Regions from separate parts of the Homo sapiens genome. Here regions 1, 2 and 4 are each linked to region 3. The links are chromatin loops, found by intact Hi-C in ENCODE. Cell type or tissue: IMR-90. All regions are shown on one strand. Region 1 has its middle 98 kb from the start of ARSJ. Region 2 has its middle 210 kb from the start of ARSJ. Region 3 holds the start of LOC105377378 (a long non-coding RNA gene). Region 4 has its middle 300 kb from the start of ARSJ.

The links. Peaks named below come from ENCODE experiments on the same cell type or tissue, not always from the same donor. Only the 100,000 strongest peaks of a DNase experiment are listed, where the experiment ranks them.
Region 1: a loop joins it to region 3, with 3 times the contacts of the local background. A loop is called at or near these places in 5 of 110 quality-filtered maps.
Region 2: a loop joins it to region 3, with 3 times the contacts of the local background. A loop is called at or near these places in 14 of 110 quality-filtered maps.
Region 4: it touches region 3 in a loop (7-fold over the local background); 4 of 110 quality-filtered maps call a loop at or near these places.

The regions. Positions count from the first base shown.
Region 1 is chr4:114,076,359-114,078,858 of GRCh38, forward strand. No RefSeq gene overlaps it. Among named protein-coding and RNA genes, the nearest start is that of ARSJ, 98 kb to the left of the region's middle. In IMR-90, no CTCF peak of the experiment used is centred here; a DNase peak (open chromatin) is centred at 1,463; H3K27ac peaks cover 258 bases.
Region 2 is chr4:114,191,233-114,193,732 of GRCh38, forward strand. No RefSeq gene overlaps it. Among named protein-coding and RNA genes, the nearest start is that of ARSJ, 210 kb to the left of the region's middle. In IMR-90, no CTCF peak of the experiment used is centred here; no DNase peak of the experiment used is centred here.
Region 3 is chr4:114,363,780-114,366,279 of GRCh38, forward strand. LOC105377378 (a long non-coding RNA gene) reads right to left here and starts at 1,134. Exons shown (of 4, transcript XR_939091.3): 1 at 1,029-1,134. In IMR-90, no CTCF peak of the experiment used is centred here; a DNase peak (open chromatin) is centred at 1,272; H3K4me3 peaks cover 673 bases; H3K27ac peaks cover 1,409 bases.
Region 4 is chr4:114,280,167-114,282,666 of GRCh38, forward strand. No RefSeq gene overlaps it. Among named protein-coding and RNA genes, the nearest start is that of ARSJ, 300 kb to the left of the region's middle. In IMR-90, no CTCF peak of the experiment used is centred here; a DNase peak (open chromatin) is centred at 1,525; H3K27ac peaks cover 1,888 bases.

The sequences.
Region 1 (2,500 bases), 290 kb before region 3:
TGGATAAAGAAAATATGGTACATATGCCCCATGGAATACTATGCAGCCATAAAAATGAATGAAATCTTGTCCTTTGTAACAACATGGATGCAGCTGGAGGTCATTATCCTAGGTGAGTTAATGCAAAAACAGAAAATCAAATACCACATGTTCTCACTTATAAATGGGAGCTAAACATTGGGTTCTCATGGAGACAAAGATGGAAACAATAAACACTGGCTATTCTAAAAGGGTGAAAGGGGACAAGGAAATAAGAGTTGAGAAACTACCTATCAGGTGCTTTGTTCACTACTAGGCTGATGGGATTACTAGAAGCCAAAACTTCAGCATCATGCAATATACTCATAAAGCAAATCTGCACATGTACCTCCAAATCTAAAATTAAATTAAAAATAAGAAAAAGAATTGTGATAATATATACCCAAAGCATAATACTGAAAACAATCCAATCTGTATTTTATCAGTGACTTGTTCTAAACTTATAACTGTAAACATTTGTATGAATAAAACTGATTAAAGTAAAAAAAAAATTTAAAAAAATACTGTTGCCTTTCTTGTACCAGACTCTTTACAGATGAAAGGCCTAGGTGTGATTAAAAAATGTTTTTTTTAAAAAAGGTAAAGTTATAGCTACTGGAATGAGACACATCAATTTTGTGGCAGTGAAGGGAAAACAATGACTTTGGCATGGGAAAGAAATTACTCAGACCACAGAAAATACTGGAAAGGGAAGGATATTAATCATCTTTTTTCTTTTGGAATCAGCCCTATAGCCTTTCTCATGAATGAGAAATGACTTGGGTGGCTTTTCCAAACTGTTGCAATTAAATTTAGCATACTGGTGAATCTTCTGTCCTCTGCTAGACAGCTTTGAGTACAATTTGACAATCATTCCCCTTAATATTACTAAGAAATTTATTGGAAATAACAGAGGATGGCCCAAGCTCCTGCATCTTCCATGCAAAACATCCGTCACCACCTCCAGATGTCTGTATCAGCTCCACTCCTGGAGCTGCTGCTTGTTCCATGGAGCACACAAATCCCACCCAGCTATGGTATAAGGCAAGACAACTGCTTGGACTTACTTCCCTCACTCACTGTCTCCAAAACCAAAGGACTCAACTCAGTTTTTGAACTGAACTGGGAACCCTAAGATCCATCATGTGGATATGAGAACAATTTGGAAGCACCATTAACATGTGCTACCCCAACTGAGGGCTCAATTATTGCAAACAACCTTTTCTTTGTAGAGTCACCATATGTGTCTCTGGGACTGAACATTTTGTGTGGATTCTAGGCATTCATTTGCTTCCCTCCTGAAAACACAGCTACTTGTTCCTCTGAGGCAGTCATCTGAGACTATCTAGATTTTAAGGAATACCATCAGTAGATCACATAGTTATCAGATGACATGGAGTTCTTTCCAATATGAAGCTGCTGTTGCTTACTCTGGGGAGCTTCCTGGATGAATCACTGAGTCATTAATTACATGGCCCCTGTTGGCAGTCATCCCTGTGATACAAATCATTCATTTAGGAAAGCATTGTGAGAAATTTGTCCCTAACTTTAGCTAAAGCCCTGGAAGCCATGCAGTTTAGCCTCCTCTCACTGTCCAGGATTGTTACAGATGATAGAATTATCCTTACATGCCATTGTGGACTCTACAGTCACCAAGTGGAAAGGCCAATACAGAAAGTTAAACAGAAAGCCACCTCATTTTCTATTTTGGGATGAATTATGTTTCCCTAAAATCCATATGTTGAAGTCCTAACCCCTAGTACCTCAGGATGTAACTGTATTTGGAGATGAGGTCTCTAAAGAGGTTAAATAAGATCATTATGGTGCACCTTAAGGCAATATGACTGTGGTCTGTATAAATCAAGGAGATCAGGACACAAACACATGCAGAAGAAAGACCATGTGAAGACAGCCATCTGTAAGCTAAGGAGAAAAGTTCTCAGAAGAAACTAACCATTTTGACACTTTGATCTTGAACTTAAGTTAAAATGATGTTATTAGTGTGTGGTCCTGATCCTGTATGACTGGTGTCCTTATAAGAAGAAGAAGAAACACAAAGGCTTCATGAACATAGAGGAAAGACTATGTGAAGATACAGTAAGAAAACAGCCATCTTCGAGAAAAGAAGTGAGGCCCCAGGAGAAACAAAACCTGCTGACACTTTGATCTTCAACTTTCAGCCTCCAGAACTGTGAGAAAAATATATTCCTCTTGTTGAAGCCAACCTAATATGTGGTTACTTTGTTATGGCAGCCCTAGCAGTCTAAAACACTTTCTAAGGTAGACCTTAAGCATTTGTGACATCTGTGAAGCTATTTGAGTCCAGAACTCTAGGGGCCTGGTTGAGGTCAGTACTGCTAGTTGCTCTCATCCTGTGATAGCAGTGTTAATTAAATGTTGCATGGGACAAATGGAATGGATTTGGTTTGAGGCTTTGTGAGTCAAATTAATCAAAGTGGCTGATGGAATTGGGAAATGGTGT
Region 2 (2,500 bases), 170 kb before region 3:
TACTTCTTTTCCTTGCGCAGTGTAGTGAAAAAGAGAGTAATCTTTGAAGCCAGTCAGACTGAGATTTCAATCTCAACTGCAAAGTTAAATAGCTATGTCCCCCTTGGGCAATTAATTTTATATTTTTGATTCTTTTTTCCTATCCTGTAAAATTGTGCTTAATATATCTCATAGGGCTGTTGTATTAAATGATATAATTTATATGAACTATGTAATATAAAATAGGCAAATAGATCTTTAAAATTGCTAGTTTTCCTCCTACACAAACATGTATTCTTTGTCTACATTTAGATGTGTATATATATATATACATATATATGTTAATAATTTATTCATTTAACTACTAACCTAAAGAAAATAGTGTCAAGAAATTTAAATTTTGTTTAAATTTCAATTTAATTGGACAATGTTCTAGTCCTGTCTTATTTACTTAAAATAGGCATTTTGGTAATTTGCTTACAATAGCAAAAAGCAACTTCAACTTATTTTTTAAAAGGGTTTTTGTAGAGACTGTGATGAGGAAACTTTATCAGAGTTTCAACATTATATTCTATGGCTGAGTGTCAAGGTTGTACTACGAATTTATACAACATTGGTACTTTTCCAAGACATTATTCTCTAGGCAAGGCAAATTTAATATGATTGAAAATAATATTCTTAAGATTACTGCTGTACTTATTAGGGTAAATTAGTTACCATTTTTCATTTTGAGTGAAAATGTTGTGCTTCATTTACTATAGTTTTTCATAGCAAAAAAAATTAAGTGCCTGAAAAGCTGTTCTTGCTGTCTGTTCCCTTAATTCTCTGCAACTAGGAAAATATATTTGCTAAAAGCCTCAATCATCTGAACATAAGTCTTACATAGCCCATTATAGGATCTCTGATTAAAACAGATAACAGAAACTAAATTGTACATAGATGCTTCTTGCTCACTCTGTCACCCAGGCTGGAGTGCAATGGCAGCTACCTAGGCTCACTGCAATCTCCACCTCCCTGGTTTAAGCAACTCTCTTGCCTCAGCTTCCCGAGTAGCTGGGATTACAGGTGTGCACCAACATGCCCAGCTAATTTTTGTATTTTTAGTAGAGACAGGGTTTCACCATGTTTGCTAGGCTGGTCTTGAACACCCAACCTATGGTGATCCACCCACCTCAGCTTCCCAAAGTGTTGGGATTACAGGCGTGAGCCACCATGCTGATTATGTAAGAATTATGTATTATTCTTACATAATTAGTTAAATAAATATGTGGCAAATATAAAAATATATCTTCTACATATCTAGTCATTTATGTCAATCTTTGGTCATGTTACATGACTCCAAATTGGCTTACAAATATATAGCATCCTGACTGGTAAGACTGAGGAACTACCATGGTGAAGAATGTTTTCCTTCCTTTATTAAAGCTTTAAGGTATTTCCTTAAGCTTCCTTGATATAATCAAGTTTTTGTTGTTAATTAGTATCCTGTCAAACTGTCATGCAGTTACCAAAATAGGAATCAAAAGGTGATTGAGGCAAAGAGAGAACAAAATCTTTAAGTATTTATCAGTTAGAAAACAAAGATTCAAACAGCATGTTTCAGACAGTATTTTATAGATTTTTTTTCACCTAGAAAAGGTCTTCGAGATCTTCTAGTTCAACACCACCTTGTCCTTCACCATCATCCTGCACTTTCCCTTCTGTAAGAATGTGTGGGTGGACTGTAGTGGGCACGGTTGCATGGAGTCCCATAGAAATGCCCCTAGGATCCTGTATTCCAGCTCCATGCACCCATCCCCCATCTTCTGGGTGCTTTCCTGCTGATTGTGCATACCAGTGATCAGAGGATTGCCCTTGACCAACAGAGCCCCTCACCTGTAGGCAGTGGTGGCTGGAAGCACTGGAAATTCTTAGGTCATTTCCCCTGCCTCCCCACTCCCACCCTTTCATAGCCAATAACTGGTGCAGGAGTACAAAAGCTCTACTTCTTTGCCTTCATGTTTGTGACCAACTTTGAGGTGTCATTCACTCTCTAGAGCTTCTAGCAGTATCAGGCTGCTGGGGAATTTGCTCCTGAAAGTGTGTAATATGTTTTTCACTGGAATCCTTGCCTTAGTTTCAGCTTCCAGAAGAACTCACCCTGTGTCACTGCCTATAGCATTTTATAAAGAAAAATATTTGACCTAAGGAGGTTAAGTAACTCATGAAATTTGCAAAGTGACAGAGAGCAGAGGTTGGATGGCATATATTCCAGTATTTAATGGACAGCAAAATTCTTGGAGCAATGAGTCTAACCTTGGCTTCCCATTAAAATCATATGGGGAGCTAAAAATAATTTAAGTGCTGATGGAAAAGTCACATTATATACATACTAAATAAGAACCTCTGGGGGTGGAGGCATGGCAGTGGTATTTTTAAAGTGTCCCAGGTGAGTCTAGTGTGTAGCTAGGGTTGAGAACCACTGCCATAGAGTTAATTGCTTGGTTATGTTTTTAACATAAGTGGTGAAATAGAAGTAGGG
Region 3 (2,500 bases):
TAAATTTCGAACCACTTGTTGTTTTAATTTGCAACAAGTGGTTCAAAAGGTATTTGCAATTGCAAAAATGTGGAACACCTGTCTACTTTCTTTTTATATATTTTATATATATATATTATTATACTTTAAGTTCTAGGGTACATGTGCACAACGTGCAGGTTTGTTACATATGTATACATGTGCCATGTTGGTGTGCTGCACCCATTAACTCGTCATTTACATTAGGTATATCTCCTAATGCTATCCCTTCCCCGTCCCCCCACCCCACAACAGGTCCCGGTGTGTGATGTTCCCCTTCCTGTGTCCAAGTGTCCTCATTGTTCAATTCCCAACTATGAGTGAGAACATGCGGTGTTTGGTTTTTTGTCCTTGTGATAGTTTGCTGAGAATGATGGTTTCCAGCTTCATCCATGTCCCTACAAAAGACATGAACTCATCATTTTTTATGGCTGCATTGTATTCCATGGTGTATATGTGCCACATTTTCTTAATCCAGTCTATCGTTGTTGGACATTTGGGTTGGTTCCAAGTCTTTGCTATTGTGAGTAGTGCCGCAGTAAACATACGTGTGCATATGTCTTGAAAGCTGAAACTGGATCCCTTCCTTACACCTTATACAAAAATTAATTCCAGGTGGATTTAAGACTTTAATGTTAGACCTAAAACCACAAAAACCCTAGAAGAAAACCTAGGCATTACCATTCAGGACATAGGCATGGGCAAGGACTTCATGTCTAAAACACAAAAAGCAATGGCAACAAAAGCCAAAATTGACAAATGGGATCTAATTAAGCTAAAGAGCTTCTGCATAGCAAAGGAAACTACCATCAGAGTGAACAGGCAACCTACAGAATGGGAGAAAATTTTTGCAATCTACTCATCTGACAAAGGGCTAATATCCATAATGAAAAGAACTCAAACAAATTTACAAGAAAAAAACTGACTACTTTCATGAATAACTGAGTAACATCAGAAAATACAAAATGAGTTATATAGTGGCTTAAAACAACACTCATTTATTAACTCACAGTTCTGTAAGTCAGAAGTTCAGCACAATATGCCTGGAATATCACAAAGCTGAAGATGTTGAGTGGACTGAGTTCTTATCTGGATGCTCTGGGGGAAAATCTGCTTCCAAGTTCATTCTGTTGGTGGTGTTTATAGGACTGAGGTCCCTGTTTCTTTGTTGGATGTGACCTGGGGGTTGTGCTCAGCTCCAGAGATAGCCTGAATTCCTTTCATATGGTCTCATCCCTCTTGAAGCCAGCAATGGTGCCATGAATTCTTTTCATGCTTTGAGTCTCGGACTTCCTCTTCAACCAGCCAGAGAAACTTCTGTGCTTCTTAAAGTGATGATGTGATTAAGTCATTCCCTTAAAATAATTTTCTTACTTTAAGATCAACTGATTTGGAATCTTATTACATTTGTAAAATTTCTTTACAGCAATGCCTAAACCAGTGTTGGATTGTATCAATTAGCTAGGAGTGGGAGGTACACTAAGGGCTAAGAATCTTAGGGGGCCATCTTCAAATCCTGCCTACCACAGGGGCAACAAGTTACCTCAAAATGTTGATTATTACAGAATATTGACTTCCTGTATGTAAGACAAGAAATAAATTTGATAGGGTAAATATAAAATGACTTATAAATTGTGAATGTTTCATTTATTACTCATCCAAATACTGCTGCTCCATCAATAGAATATCAAAAGGTGGGCAATTTAGTTGTCTTTGATTTTTGTGCCAATGTTTAATATTATAAAAATAATAATTTTATACATATGTTTAATTTTGTAATTATGAAGATACATTTGTCCAGAGAAGGATATTCGACTTAATAATTTGTTTTTCTAATTTATGACTTTTACATGTTTAAATTATGGTATAAGGGGAATCCTGGAAATTGGCCTGCTCTTCTCCCAATAAATAAGTCATGCTTTTTTTTTTTTTTAAGGCTAAGTGATTAAGGTGCTTAAATGTGGGACATTTATAGAACAAGACAATTTGTTCCCTGCTATCCTTTGATTCCCTTAGCTTACTTAAAGTGTCTCCAAGCCTGCTAAATAACAGATTTCTTATACACAAAGCATTCCTACAGCAACTCCTGGTGGATTTCTTCTAAGTGATACCCCTGAACCTACCTGTTCTGAACTACAGAATAAATAAAATGCTCCTGCTGAAAAATAGTTTTCCAACTAACTTCTCACCCTTTATATTCAACAATTCCATTGGTGCCACAGTAAGATATGGTCAAGGTCTTTGTACAGAACTATCTAGTTGAAGTAATTTTTTACTAGTTTATTGTACTGGCCCTTTTTTCTTCTAAGATTTCCTATTATTATTTTTTCCCAATGAAGCTTTACTTAGCAACATCTCAAGCATTGTCATGAAGTGATGTGAACTCGTTAAACAGTCTGAGAGAGCTTCTGCCACAAATTTACCTGAGGTAGCTTCCTTAAGCTATCTCTTTTTTTCCTCCCCCCATTACCTATCAGCAGCA
Region 4 (2,500 bases), 84 kb before region 3:
ATTCCTATTTCCCCATTCATTAAATGATAGATATACATGTTCAAATTTCTTGCTCCCTCTGTGCTTTCATTTGTCTCCCTGAGGAAGAGGGGTCTCAATACCTGCCTACACCTACTGTGTGGAAAAGTATAAAGGCAAATAATGAGGCTTAAATATAGATTTCTTTGGGGATGGAGTTGGGGGGAACTGAATGGGGGATGGAATTGGGATGGTATTGAAGGGCTTGTCTAACTTATTTTCCCTATGTTTTACTGGACTATATCTTAAACAAAATAACATGTGAGAAAATAAAAGATCTTTGGGCTTCAAGAGATATTAGACATTATCTAGACCAGTTTTACCATTTTAAAAATTCAGTGCAATTTAAGTCTCCGGAAGTTAGCCTAATGTCAAACAATAATTAGCAACAAACACTAGGCTCAACTCATGTCCTTGAATATCATTCTGTGTTTAGACATTTTCTAGAGGGCCGGAAGAAAAAGTGGCATTTATTTAGCTATAAACATATTTTTCTATTTGAGATTATGAATAATATCATGGTAACAAAAGATGAAAAGCAACAACAATATCTCTAAAAATACATTTTGCTTTGCCTAGAATTCAGTAAAAAAATCATTTCAAAAATGTTATACTCAACCACATTGCTCTGCCTAAGCAATGCAGAGAGCCAGCAAAGTAGAAGGTTGTCCCAAAAGAATTTGTACCATAAAGCTTTGAAAAAGCCCTTCAGTTCAGCTCAACTCAATTGAAAAAAATATTTCTTAAGTGATTACTATTTTCTTCCAAGAAAAATCCTGTATTGTTGGTAAACAAAAGTGCATAAACTATGCCCTTTATCCATAAGGAGCTCAGTCTCATAAGGAAAACATACATTTGTACAACTAACTATAATGCAAGTCAAATTATAATAGGTGCTAGAATTAAAATGCAAAATTATACATATGAATATGTAAACATACATTTTTAATTCCTATTTAAAATTTAACATATTGCCTAGCCCAAAAATACATTAATACGCAGTAGTAAAGAAAATTCCAAATCTTAATTCAACAACAATGCAATTTATGTATCATTAATGGCAGAGTATGATCGAGTAATAAAATTCTGGGTCATTCTCACTTGATGTTTTGATAAATGTTTCTCAGAACTGAGCAAAGTCTACACGATAAGTTCCAGACATATTCTACCAGTTCATTGTACAGACTGATAAAATATTTCAGGTAAAATAGAAAATCTGGATAAAGACCGGGTATACATATGGAATGGATAAATTTTGCATAGGTTTGGGAGACAGAGAGTAAATTTCTGGCAGTCTGTCCACTTTCTACAGAAAATGTTAGGTTTTGCTAGTTCAATAAGTCAACCGTGGCCTCATAGATAAAAGCATAGATGAGAACAGCAGCTGTACCTGGATATGGTGCAAATCCCTTATTTAATTATTTTTGTATGGTCATGACTGAAGTATAGTCACACATTCTCCCAGCATGACTGCTGATGGAAAAGTCTTTGAAATTCTCTTGTGTGAATTTTAAATGTCTGCTTCTTTCTCTACCACATTCCATATATGGTGATAACAGAAAAGGCATTCCATTTTCATTGCTTTGTACATGGAAAATGCCATTTTTAGAATTTTCTCAAAGTATGCCAAGAAGTTATACTATTTGGCCTGAGAAAATGCAATGGCATGCATCTGCCAACTCCTGCTACTGTTGCGAGGTCATTGCTAAGCAATTTATAAAGTAATTGTGTCAGGAGCTTTGCCATGCTAGTAATCAATAGGCTTTTTTTGAGAAGTAAATGTAATTTAGCTACTTCTTTACTTGATCCCAAATAAATTATACCTAGAAACATAAGTCAATATGTTCTTTTAACCAAGTATGTATACTCTATTTGTTCTAGTTATCACATGAATGTAGGATTCAAACATACCTTGAAAAATCATTTAGCATATCACCTTACCTTCATTCAATATAGTCTTTAAAATTTATAACAACCAGTATAACCACAGTGCCATATGTTAGTCCTATAGTTGCTGGATTAGAGATAGTTCAGGGCCCTAGTTAGAAGCCGGGTGATCAAGGAAGTAGTGAGGCACTAAGGGGGTTAAGGAACCACTTTTTATCAACTTGAATACTTGACATAGTTAAATATAGTGCTATATTGTATCCACTGTTGAATATTGGCTGAACATAAGCCCTGGCAATATTCAGACAAAGCATGAAAAACCTTCCTTTTTCCTATGATCCTGGGACCATGTCCTCTGAGTTCATATGAAGTGTCAGATTCGATCCTAAATCTTCAGGGCCTCACTATCAATCAAAGCAAGTTGTCCAGTTTGAGAAAAAACCTTCTCTTCATCTGTAATCTAAAAGAATTGTAAAGAAATGAGAATTCAAAACTTTTTAATGCTAATTTTCATAAGTATCCATGGTCAATTCTGTCAATAGTATATTTCTCATATTTTCCATATGACACTCATATTTCCTTTCTCAAGTCATGG